Linked DNA regions of Homo sapiens: region 2 is linked to region 1. Evidence: chromatin contacts called from ENCODE Hi-C or POLR2A ChIA-PET data. All regions are on one chromosome and are shown on one strand. Each heading gives the region's core, a stretch centred on a gene start or an enhancer-like site at or near the end of the contact. The rest is flanking DNA. Distances are from core to core; before and after follow the strand shown. Region 1 has its middle 120 kb from the start of COL21A1. Region 2 overlaps DST (dystonin).

Evidence for each region. Hi-C counts contacts between places; a loop is a spot of excess contacts on that map. ChIA-PET counts read pairs that join two places held with the same protein, here RNA polymerase II (POLR2A). Pooled maps may share reads with other maps.
Region 2: a map of tibial artery shows a loop between it and region 1 (3-fold over the local background). The contact joins two enhancer-like sites. A Hi-C loop is called at or near these places in 1 of 168 maps with a recorded cell type or tissue (tibial artery) and 3 of 50 pooled maps. POLR2A ChIA-PET finds 5 or more read pairs at or near these places in 1 of 52 experiments (activated T-cell).

What each region holds. Positions count from the first base shown.
Region 1 is chr6:56,368,395-56,374,660 of GRCh38, reverse strand. It overlaps a transcript of COL21A1 not described here. Among named protein-coding and RNA genes, the nearest start is that of COL21A1, 120 kb to the right of the region's middle. Within about 2 kb of position 4,425, at least 28 of the 41 ENCODE cell types and tissues checked have a DNase peak (open chromatin) inside an H3K27ac peak, as active enhancers do; they include tibial artery, where a contact is called at or near this core.
Region 2 is chr6:56,670,437-56,676,717 of GRCh38, reverse strand. DST (dystonin) reads left to right here. Exons shown (of 104, transcript NM_001374736.1): 10 at 5,911-6,077. Among named protein-coding and RNA genes, the nearest start is that of DST-AS1, 170 kb to the left of the region's middle. Within about 2 kb of position 4,542, at least 14 of the 41 ENCODE cell types and tissues checked have a DNase peak (open chromatin) inside an H3K27ac peak, as active enhancers do; they include tibial artery, where a contact is called at or near this core.

The DNA.
Region 1 (6,266 bases), core at 3,176-5,675:
AAACTCCGCCTCCCGGGTTCAAGAGATTCTCCTGCCTCAGCTTCCCGAGTAGCTGGGACTCCAGGTACGCGCCACCATGCCCAGCTAATTTTGTAGTTTCAGTAGAGATGGGGTTTCACCATGTTGGCCAGGATGGTCTCAATCTCTTGACCTTGTGATCCGCTAGCCTGGGCCTCCCAATGTAATATATCTTAGTTTGAGAAATCCTACACACAAGATCCCTTTTACTTATCATATTTCTTGGTTCTTTCACTTTAAAATATCCTATTTTGTTCTACTGGGGAGGTAGAATTAGCAAACAAGATGTCTTCAATTATTTGCAGCTTGGCATTTGTGGCTGTCAAAAGGCTGGTAAATAGGAAAAAAATTCTATGTAAGAGGAAAATGCTTATCATGGATGCCTCTTTTCTTGGGGAAATGTCACTTCATCCATTCCGTAAGGTCTTTGTAAGGTGGTCTTCCATGAGCTCCATCATCCTTAGCCATAGAAATGGATATTTCATACAAGTCGTGCCAAAAAGAAAGTATCCTTCCTCTAGCAACATGTCTGGGGTAGAAGTGAGCATGTGACCCTTAAGAGATCAATAAAAATCTTTTCCTGGATTGATGTACACACTGGAAGAGACACACTCCTTTTAAAATAGGGTGGCTAAGTTGGGAAGGTGTGAATCTGGGGCAGCTATTTGTAGTCAGGTTCTTATTTGGAAGCTGTAGAAATCCACTCTGGATGATTTAAGCAGAAAATAAATTTATTAAAAGCCTGTTTACGAGGAGATGTTGGTCAAAGGATATACAATTTCCGTTACACAGAAACAATAAGTTCAAGAAACCTATTTTAAAATACCCTCACTGGTTAATAATAATGTATTATATTCTTGAAAATTGCTAAGACAGTAGATTTGAAGTGTTTTCAGTACAAAAAAAGTATGTGAGGTAATGCATATGTTAATTGTCTTGATTTAGTCATTCCACTATGTATACATATTTCAAAACATGTTATACAAGATAAATAGGTACAATTTTATATGTCAGTTAAACTTTTTTGTTTGTTTGTTTTTTGAGACAGAGTCTCGCTCTGTCACCCAGGCTGGAATACAGTGGCCCGATCTCAGCTCACTGAAACCTCTGCCTCCTGGGTTCAAGTGATTCTTCTGCCTCAGCCTCCCGAGTAGCTGGGACTACAGGCATGTGCCACCACACCCGGCTAATTTTTGTATTTTTAGTAGAGGCGGGGTTTCACCATATTGGCCAGGCTGGTCTTGAACTCCTGACCTCAAGTGATCCACCCGTCTTGGCCTCCCAAAGTGCTGGGATTACAGGCATGAGCCACTGCACCTGGCCTAAACATTTTTAAATAAAAAAATTAATTTTTAAAATAGCTTATTAGTAAGTAGCAGATGGAATCCCTAGGGTGGCCAGAGCATCAGGTACTATGTTCACCAACTGGAATATGGCTCTAAATTATGCCTCAGGCCTGGTCCGGTGAGGACACCATTGCCATCATGGCTGAGCCCTAAGCTCTCCAGCCCACAGACCTGACACTGAACCTGGGATGCTGGACATCACATTAGTGCAGCAGCTGCTGCTGTTGCCCCCAAAATGTGAGTTCAACAGGGACAAGACCTCAAAGTTTCTTTTTTTTTTTTATTTTGCTTTCTAGCTCCAAATTTAGGGGTAGTCTGGGTTATATGCCAGATCCCCAGCTGCAAAGGCATATGGGAAATCAAACATCTGACATTTTCAGTTTTTATACTGGGAGGGCACACGCCTCACCAAGAGTTATGAGGCAGGAAATTCCCTAAACATAGAGAGGAGTTCCAGATGCTACAGAACAAAAGAATGACCAATACCATTACAACAGCCACCTTCCCTATCATGGGAGAACTGGACTGCAGAATTAAGCCAACATAAAGGAGGGAGAAAAACCAAGAGATGGAGAGACAGACAAAGCCCAGATGACATTATTGAAGCCTCTGAATCTAGATGTTCCTGAAGCTTTTTTCCCCCCACTCCAGCCTTACATAAGCTGATAAATTCCCTTTTTGGCTTTAGTTACATACTCCCTTATGAGTTGAGCGTCTGTCACTTGTAAACAAGAAATTCCTGCCTTATATGGTGCTGTGTTCATTATTAGTGTAGAAATCATATTCTTGCTTCTTTATTGGGGCATTTTTACAGAGTTCTCCCTGCCAATACTTTCTGAATACTCTTGATGCGTTGACACATGGACAAGCCTGAGTGAGGAGGAAGAGAACCACCATTCCTGTCAGCCAGCCTGGTAGGTTGGCCAGTCTCTCCTTGTCCTGTGTAAATGCTTTCTCAGATCAAATTATCCAGATTTTCTCTAATTTTGCTCCTGTCTCCTGTATTTCAAGGAATACTGTTCTCAGCTAATGAGAGCATGAAATCCATGCTCTATGTCCAGTTGCAGGGTCAAAGTGTCTGCTTTGACTGTCTCTAAGATTTGTGGATTTGTACAGGAATCCATTTGTAAACATTTGATTAGAAGCCGGCTCCTTCCTCTCCAGGAGTTGGCATATCTCTGGCCCTGTTGAATTAGTGTTCTGGTGTAGGACACACCTCAAGGATTTATTCTCTGGGGGAATAAACATCTTGGAGCTGTCCCCTCATTTTCTGGGGCACAATACTTGTTGCCTTGTCCCCCTTCACTTTGCTAAGCACCTCTGGCCTCCCTGTTTCTTGGGTCCAACCCAGTCACAAGGGGACTCAGCCCAGCTCTGTGGAGCAGGGACTTGGGTGTGGATTCTGGAAACTCCTTTCTGCTTGTCCGATCATCTTCACTTCTCTGATGGCCCAGGGAGCTGAGGCCTTTAGGGGTTTAGCCCAGGAGAAATAGATGAAAGGTCAAGGAATTCAAATAACATATGAATGGAAAGTCTAAGGTCTTCTTGGCACCCAAAATGGTACCCACTTCTCCTGAATGGCTCAGACACTCCTGTGGATATAGTGTTCTTTCATCTGATGTCAATGAGAGGCTGAACTGCAGATTCTGCATGTCTCTGGCACTTCTTGGATTTATGAGGATGGGCCCCTCTACTCAAACTGCCCTTTCCTGGGGAACCCTGAGAAGTTCCAGTCTACCCAGGAGCTGGTGAACAGGCAGAAGAGGAAAGGCCTGGGATGGTCCACGTGAATGGGGGGAACTTGGGTTGAAGGCCGATATCTCTTCACCTTGGTTGCCCCTGAGGTGGGGCTGGGCACCTGACTCTCCTGGCATGCCCTTAAGCTGATAAAGCATTGGTCATCAGAATGCAGCAGATTGGGCTGTGATTCCTTGTCATTTAGATGAGCTGAAGCCAAACAACTCATAAGATGTCTCTTATCTTACCCTATCCCAGTGTACAAATGTAGTCCCTAAATCCTCTTTCTGCATTAGGATTTTCAGTGAATCTACTGAATAAATAGCAGATGCTGAAGAACTGAGTGACGATACATTTTTAACTTTTCAAACAGCAACTTGATGGCATTTAACTTCTCTTGAAGCTTCCAGACTCTGGAATATATCACACTTATTGGCTGAATTTCCCTTTGAACCTGGAGGGTTTTCAGCAGACATGAGTAACTGGTGAGCAGAAGTTGTGGTCAGCATGTGGTGCAGATCCTAGAGGAAGGGAAAGCAGGTTTTTAAGATGATCATTCAATTCTTCAAGGCATTTCCTTTTTCCATAAAAAGATTATATATTAACCTGATTAGAAATATGTAAATAAGCTGCCTCCTTCCTTTTATTTTCATCTGTTGCTCTGCAAAATCCATTCTTTTTCTGGGAATGGAAGGAACTGATGTAATTGTTCTGTGTGGAGGACAATGAAGAGCTATTGGATCTTTGCCAAGTACATTTCCTGCCAGGGCCTGTTCCTGCACTCAGTTTAATTATGAGCAATTGTTTGGGCTGTGATGTGAAGAAATATTAGAGAATGGAAAAAAAGAAGACCAGAGTTCAGAATATTATGCTACAACTGATTCATGTTTTGGCAAGAACTCTTAACTAGATTTTATGCTTTCGCCTTGTGATGGTATCATAGGGAGCAGCTTTGCCATATAAGCACATAAAGCCCAATTGTACGGTTTATTTTGAAAAGGTCCAAGTAAAAGCATTTGAAAAATGCAGGAATAACACCAGCTATAGGATAGAGTTCTGTGTTAATCATGTGCAGTGCCCTCACAGAGGGACCGCAGTTATTTTAAACTGCATGTTAACACCACCTGTATTTAGCTGGTGTGTCAAATTTTATTGCTTAGCTTTTCATATATTTGACAAATCTCACATTTTACAGAGAGGCTCTGATTAATTCTCACGGTGTGTGCTCAGAGAGGGACGTGATGCCGGTGGAAGCTGAACTCTGAGGAAGGCCGGGAACAGAGACAGGTTTTTCCAGATCGGGATCTGAATCAGGCAATCCAGGAGCCTAGTGTCCTCAAGCGGCCACTGCTGGGAACGTGAATGTAGGCGAGGACCTGGAGATCAGACTCCATGTGGGCCGTTGACCTTTTCTGTTTTTTTGATTAATAAAGGAAAAGACAAATACAGAAAAGCATAACAAGAAATTTAAAGTAGCCTAAAATCTCACCACCTAGAGATAACGCCTATATGGCCTCAAGTCTTTTTCTAGCTTATGTTTACACGTAAGCATATATTTTTGAATAATTACAACCATTCAACATAAACTGTTTTGTATGATACTTTTCCAATTAAAATATATCATGAGCATTTCCCTTGCTTTTAATTCAAATGAAAGAAGTTTTAGTAGCTGAGTGTGATTACCTTTAATAGCTGTACATTCACTCTGAATATCAATTGGTTTTGTATAAATATTTACTGTGGCTGTTTTAATTAGTTTCTGTTTGAATATCATTGAGGTTGAGCAATTTTTTCGTATTTATGGCCATTTATGTGATTCTTCTTTGGCGAATTGGCTATTTACATCCTTTGCCCATATTTCTATGATGGAGACATTGAATTAATTCTAATTGATTTAAAAGATCTCTCTCTGTTGAACACATTAACTCCTTTTATCATATCTTATAAAAAAAGTTTTCACAATTGTTTCCTTTCTTATCTTGTTCAGGATTCTTTTAAGATGGGAAGATTTACATTCTTTTGCAGTCACATACATCAGTTTTTTTTCTTTATTTTTTTTCTACCTTTATGTCCAGAAAAGCCTCTGGGTCTCAACATCAGACACTTTTTTTATCAATATTTTGATTCTTTCATGGACACAATTTTACATAACACCCTCTCACATCTTAGATTTCTTTTGCTGTGTGATATGTAGGATGGTTTTTGATGGGTCCTGCGTTTATCTAGTATTCATTTTGTTTTGAATTGACTTATGGCTATTCTTACCCTGTTATCAGACTGCTTGAACTATTATAACTTTATAGTATGCCTTCATTATCTTCTAGGGTAAGTCCTTCCACTTTTTACTAGTATTTCCATCTTTAAAAAGCCACCAATGATTAAAATAACACTTTTACTTAAGTGTTTTGAATTGAATTTTGTCTTTTGGCTATAGTTAGGAAAGATGACCAAAACAATTGGTTCTCGATATTCAGCTAATAGTAGATACTCTGGATTCATACTTAGTATTTATTTGCATTGATTTCTAAGCAATCTGTACTCCACCTAGCTTGTTTCCAAAGATGGCAGAAAATACCATGCTGCCCATTCTACAGATAGAGTCTCAGCAGTGAGCATATTACATTTTTAATGGAGAAATTATGTGGACATTTTTCTACTGAAATAGTCACAGTTAAATAAAATGAATGGTATACCAGCATCCAGCATATATTTGAAGACTGCTGTAGAAGATTAAAAATTAGAGACCATTGAAAATTTCTCTTCCTCAGCACCACTGAGAATAGGAACAGGAAATGTCCCAAGCGACACTTGCTCACAGAGAATTAATGATAGGAAGTGACCTTGAAGCTTCGTTCCCAAGAAATATAAACAAACTTTCCCTGGCAGCCAATGGCAGATAACTCTGAAACAAAAGGAATGTAAGTGAATTTTAAGGGGGGTGAGGAGAAGAGGTTGTGGAGTAAGAACCTGGTTCCAACCATGACCAACTGGAATTTTAATCAAATAACAAAGTGGTCACTGCCCTGGATAGCCACTGTTGTGCTCTTAACCGAGATTTTCTTCTAACTGTAGACAAATCAAGCCATTTCACATTGAATTTTTTCCTCTGCAATGCATGAAGCTGTGTAATCATCCACCTAAAATTATCTTATGAAAGAAGTGTCA
Region 2 (6,281 bases), core at 3,293-5,792, 300 kb before region 1:
ATTTCCTCCTTTTTTTTTTTTTTAAGGCTGATCAGTACTGTATTGTTTGTATATATCACATTTTTAAAATTCATTCTTCAGTTGATGGACACCTAGATTGATTCCTTACCTTGGCCATTGTGAATAATGCTGCATTATACATGGGAGTGTATATCTTTGACATACAGATTTCCCTTGGATATATATCCAAGTAATAATCCCAGTAATGGGATTGCTGGATTATATGGTAGTTCTATTTTTAATTTTTTGGGCACCTCTATACTGTTTTCCATAATGGTTTTACTAACTTACATTCCCACCAACAGTGCAAAAGTTCCCTATTCTCCACATTCTTAACAAAACTTGCTATCAGCTGGGTGCAGTGGCTCACGCCTGTAATCCCAGCACTTTGGGCAGCTGAGGCAGGTAGATCACCTGAGGTCAGGAGTTCAAGACCAGCCTGGCCAATATGGCAAAACCCCGTCTTTACTAAAAATACAAAAAATTACCCAGGTGTGGTGGTGGGCACCTGTAGTGCCAGTTACTCGGGAGGCTAAGGCAGGAGAATTGCTTGAACCCAGGAGGTGGAGATTGCAGTGAGCTGAGATTGCCCCACTGCACTCCAGCCTGGGCGACAGAGCGAGACTCCATCTCAAACAAACAAACAAAAACCACTTGTTATCTTTCCTTTTTTTTGAGACTAGCCATTCTAACAGGTGTGAGGTGATACCTCATTGTGGTTTTAATTTGCATTTCTTCGCTGCTTAGTGATATTGATCATTTTTTCATATACCTGTTGGCCATTTGTATGCCTTGTTTTGAGAAATGTCTATTATGATATCCTTTCTTTATTTTAAATTGAATTATTTGTTTATTTATTTATTTATTGAGATGGAGCATTGCTCTCTCACCAGGCTGGAGTGCAGTGGTGCAATCTCAGCTCACTGCAACCTCCGCCTCCTGGGTTCAAGTGGTTCCCCTACCTCAGCCTCCCGAGTAGCTGGGATTACAGGCACGTGCCACCATGCCCAGCTAATGTTTTGTATTTTAGTAGAGATGGGGTTTCACCATGTTGGCCAGAATGGTCTCGATCTCCTGACCTCATGATCTGCCTGCCTTGGCCTACCAAAGTGCTAGGATTACAGGCGTGAGCCACCACATCCGGCCAAGTTTTTTGTTTTCTTATTACCGAGTTGTTTTAGTTCCTTATATATTTTGGATATTAACTCGTTATAAGATGAATGGTTTGCACATATTTTCTCCCATTCTGTAATGTGTTTCTTTGTTTATTGTTTCTTTGGCTGTGCAGAAGCTTTTTCATTTGCTGTAATCTCATTTTTCTGTCTTTGCTTTTCTTACTTGTGCTTTTGGAGTCATATCCAAAAAATCATTGCCCAGTCCAAAGTCAAGAAACTTTTCCTTACATTTTCTTTAGTAGCTTTATAATATTAGGTCTTACGTGTAAGTCTTTAATCCAGTTTGAGTTGATTTTTGTATATGGTGTGAGATAAGGGTCTAATATCATTCTTCTTTATGTGGATATCCAGTTTTTCAGACATCATTTATTGAAGAGACTGTTCTTTCTCCATTGTGTGTTATTGGCATCTTTGTCAAATATCAATTGACCATAAATGCATGGTTTATTTCTGGGCTCTCTGTTGTTCCACTGGTCTGTCTGTTTTCGTGTCAGTACCATGCTGTTTTTATTACTATAGATTTGTAGTATATTTTGAAGTCAGGTGGAGTGTGACGCTTCCAGGTTTGTTCATTTTGCTCAAGATTGCTTTGACTATTTGGGGTCTTTTGTGGTTCCATTCAAATTGAAGGATTGTTTCTTCTATTTCTGTGCGAAGTGTCATGAGAATTTTGATAGGGATTGCATTGAATCTGTAGATTGCTTTGGCTAGTATGGACATTTTAACAGTGTTAATTCTTCAAATTCATGAATGAACATGGGATATCTATCCATTTATTCATGACTAATTTCTTTCATCAGTGTTTTCAGTATAAAGGTCTTTTATCTCCTTGGTTAAATTTATTACTAAGTCTTTTTTTTAAGCTATTGTTAATGGGATTGCTTTCTTGATTTCTGTTTTGGATAGGTTGTTGTTATTATGTAAGTTTTAAAGATGAAGAAAGTGAGGCCAGGTGCGGTGGCTCACGCCTGTAATCCCAGCAGTTTGGGAGGCCGAAGCGGGTGAATCACCCGAGGTCAGGAGTTCAAGACCAGCCTGGCCAACATGGTGAAACCCTGTCTCCACTAAAAATACAGAAATTGCCAGATATGTTAGCACATGCCTGTAGTCCCAGCTACTTGGGAGGCTGAGGCAGGAGAATCACTTGAACCCGGGAGGTGGAGGTTGCAGTGAGCCGAGATGGTGCCACTGCACTCCATGCTGAGCGACAGAGTGAGACTCCGTCTTAAAAAAAAAAAAAGAAAGAAAATGGATTTTAGGAGATTATGTGAGTAGTCTGGGTCATTCATTTCATTAACTGTTGGAATTAAGATTTAAACTGAGGCAGCATGAATTGAAACCCTCTCTGATTATCACTACATTGCCTCCGGGTTTTGAAGGGAGGTAGCTTGATTACTTTCTAGAATCTGACCTGAATGTGAAACCATTAACCTGTCATTGGTGGAAGATTCAGGCTGTTCTGCTGAACACACAGATTTCAGATCAGGGATTATGAATGACAACTGAAGACTTAAACAATTTTTAGCATTTAACTTATTTTTTATTTTAATTTTGGTTGCATAGTATCATGAAAAGTCTGATATACTAGTGGCTAATGGTAACAGTATTTTAAAAAATACCTTAAATTGCTATAAGAGGATGATGTTCAGTTTATTGGAAGTAGCAGGAAAAGCTGAAAATGGAGGAGTTAGAATTCACCTGCCCTGCTTGTGGGCCTAGTGGAGTCTGGAACTTGGCTTAATCTTTGATATTTTAAAGCTTGGTTCATAACATTTGCATATGCATTGTAAAATTATATGAATATACCTTGGAATATGCATTTTAAAATTATCGCTTTTTAATAGTGTGTGTATGTATAACAGTCTGAAATTGTATTTGTAACAATCTGAAATTCATCTATTGGAAACTTATTTAACAAGAATACATTATTTTCTCTTGACATTTAGGCTATTTTCAGACCTCTAAACTCCTTTAACATCCTTCCTCTGGTAAAACTGTGTAGCACTTGAACCTGTTAAGCTGGTATCTTGTAGTTGAACTTTACTGACTTCCCTAGTTAACAGGTAATGCTTTTGTAACTGACTGGCATGGAATTAGCAGAAAACAGTCCCACACAACCCCAGCTATCTACCATTTCTATCTGTCATTATACATACTATCTAGGTGGCTCTTGAATTGTAAGGGTTCCCCAAAACAGTTGATTTTATAATTTTTAAAGGGTTATAGAGACCAAGAGGCTCAACTTTTTCTTTTCTTTTATTTCTTTTTTTGTTTTGTTTTGTTTTGTTTTGTTTTTGATTTTAAGGGCCTCACTCTGTTGTCCAGGCTGGAGCGCAGTGGCGTGATCATGGCTCACTACAGCCTCAACCTCCTAGACTCAGGCGATCTGCCTCGGCTAGTAGCTGGGACTATATGGGCACATGCTATTATGCCAGGCTAATTTTTTTTTTAATAGAGACAGGGTCTCACTATGTTGCCCAGCCTGGTCTTGAACACCTAGGCTCAAGTGATCCTCTCATTTTGGCCTCCCAATGTGCTGGGATTACAAGCGTGAGCCACCGTGCCTGGCCTCAACTTTTTCATTCACAGTTTCCTAGATTAGCTTCTCTGAACCGTTGCGATCGTAGATTTTCATTAGTTTAAGGCAGCAAATTTAAAAAACTTATTCTTTTATTCCTCTCTATGGGGAAGAGAGTTAAGAAAATAATAAAGTCAAGGTTTTACTTCTCCCTTTTTCAGAAAGAATAACAATAACTACAACAATAACATAGCTCATCTGTATTATGCATTTGCGGACTATGGGCCAGGCATTACACTGTGCTAATGTTGTTGAATTCTCACAACATGGTATAATTATCATCATCATTTTACAAGTAAGGGAATGGGCTTAAAGCAGTTAAGTAACTTGAGCATGTAAATGGTGGACATGGGACTTAAACTCTTGGGATGTGCCAGAAAGGTACTGTAGCATAATTTTGGACCAGAATATCATTGGAACTTGGGCCAAAGAATATTGGTAAATTTTATGCTGTTTTTTGTCACATAAAAAAAAAAGAAATTTCTTCTATGTGTACTATATGATGTGTTCATGTGCAGAGTTCTTTTCCATGCTCTGGAGTTTGGCACAGATTCCTGGCAAAGATTATTAAAATTGAGACAGTTTGTTCCGCTTTTAAATCCTGACCATTTGTCAAGCAGAGTGTCTCAGACTATGGCTGAGAGTGAAGCTCCATGGGGCATGGCAGCCTCTGCTGAACACTGGAGAAGGAGTGTGTGAGGCCCCCCATCATTTCCAACAAGTGAAGTCAGGGGCTGCGAGGCCTGGCAAGGGCTTTCACTGCCACAGCCTTCCTGCCCCGGGTCCCTGGATTGGCTGTGCCTCTGGCTCTGTGGCAGCTGGGAGGAATAAAGGGCTTCCTGTCTGAGCCTGGCACTACCACATGTAACAGGTTTTCTTTGGAGTTTTTTTTTAATTCTCTACTTTCAGTTGCTTGACTCTGCCTATTGTGACCTTCTGTGTTGTGTTTATAGTCTGTTAGTAAAACTTTAGACTGAAAAGGGTCCTAAACGTTATCTGCTTCTGCCTCCTCCTCATTTTATAGATAAGGAAGTTGACTTACAAACATGAAATGAATTATTCAAACCTATGAGACTAGGAACCAGGTCTAGAAGCCTGTCTCATGACTCTGGTCAAGTGATATTTTCCCTGTGACAGAATGATTTGTTCTTCATATGCCTTGCTTCCCATCTCTGACTTGCTCATTCTGATTCTGGCGTGCAGCCTGTCTTGTTGATCCCTTGGCTTTGCGTCTTGCACTGATTGAGGGAACAGTTGTTGGTGGTGTTAATCTCAGCTTTGGAATTACTGTGTGACCCCTGGTAAAGTCACTTTGTGCCTTAATATAATTATCAGCAGATTAAGTAGGACCCTTATCAAAGAGATGCTTTTGGGAGAATGTAAATCATGGAAACTTGTGACTTGTTTTATCATTATTCAGTGGAAGAGACTTTTAGAAAACTTCATGAAAACAAAATACAGGAGAAAAAAATCAGTTGATAAAGGTTTCAGGTTGAGCAAGCCAAGCAAGGACTCATGAGAAAATTAGAACTTCTGGCCAAATTGTTATATAGGAGAGAATACTATTTCTTTCATTGTTCTTTACACAGAATACCTGTTGGATCAAATTCTGCTCTGCAGGTGGTAGTATAGAGTAATTTATAGGTTTTACCTCTGATCTACTTGAACTTGGAAAACACCTCCTTAAGTTGTATTAACAAATCTGATTAGGAAAGAAGAACGTAGAATTTTCAATACTGTAGAGTTTTGGTTTAGTAAAAAGAGAATAAATGCTTTTAAATTGGACACAAATGAGTTAAATCTGACTTTTTCAATCTGTTGTTAACCTCTTTGAAACTCAGATTTCCTATATGTAAAATGGATAAAATTTATTTATTTCCTATATGTAAAATGGGGAAAATTTATAAGGGAGAGGTATGAGGGCTAAATAAAAATAATTATATAGAATAGCTAATGGTTTGATAACTTTCTACATGTGGCACATTCTCTTAAGTGCTGTACACATGTTATCTCATTCAAATCTCTTAACAATCTCATGAAGCGGGAATTGTTATTATCCTAATCTTAGATTTTGGAAAGTGCTTGGCACATAGTAGGTTCTTAATCTGAGTTAGCTTCCTTCCTTCCTAAAGGTTTAACACTTTCTGTTATATCTAGATATCTGATATCCATGTTACTGGAGAGTCAGAGGATATGTCTGCAAAAGAGAGATTGCTACTCTGGACGCAGCAGGCAACAGAGGGTTATGCTGGAATTCGGTGTGAAAATTTCACTACCTGCTGGAGAGATGGAAAATTATTTAATGCCATCATTCATAAATACAGGTATGGAATTTGTGTATTTTTTCCTTATACAACTGTAAGACACATTTCTTTCATCTCTGAATTTTAAAATTATCTTTTATTATTATAGAAGCAAAAGCATGGCAAAAAATTAGAAAATACAGAAAAATTAAAATAAAAAATTGGCCAGGTGCAGTGGCCCATGCCTGTAATCCCAGGACTTAGGGAAGCCAAAGTGGGTAGATT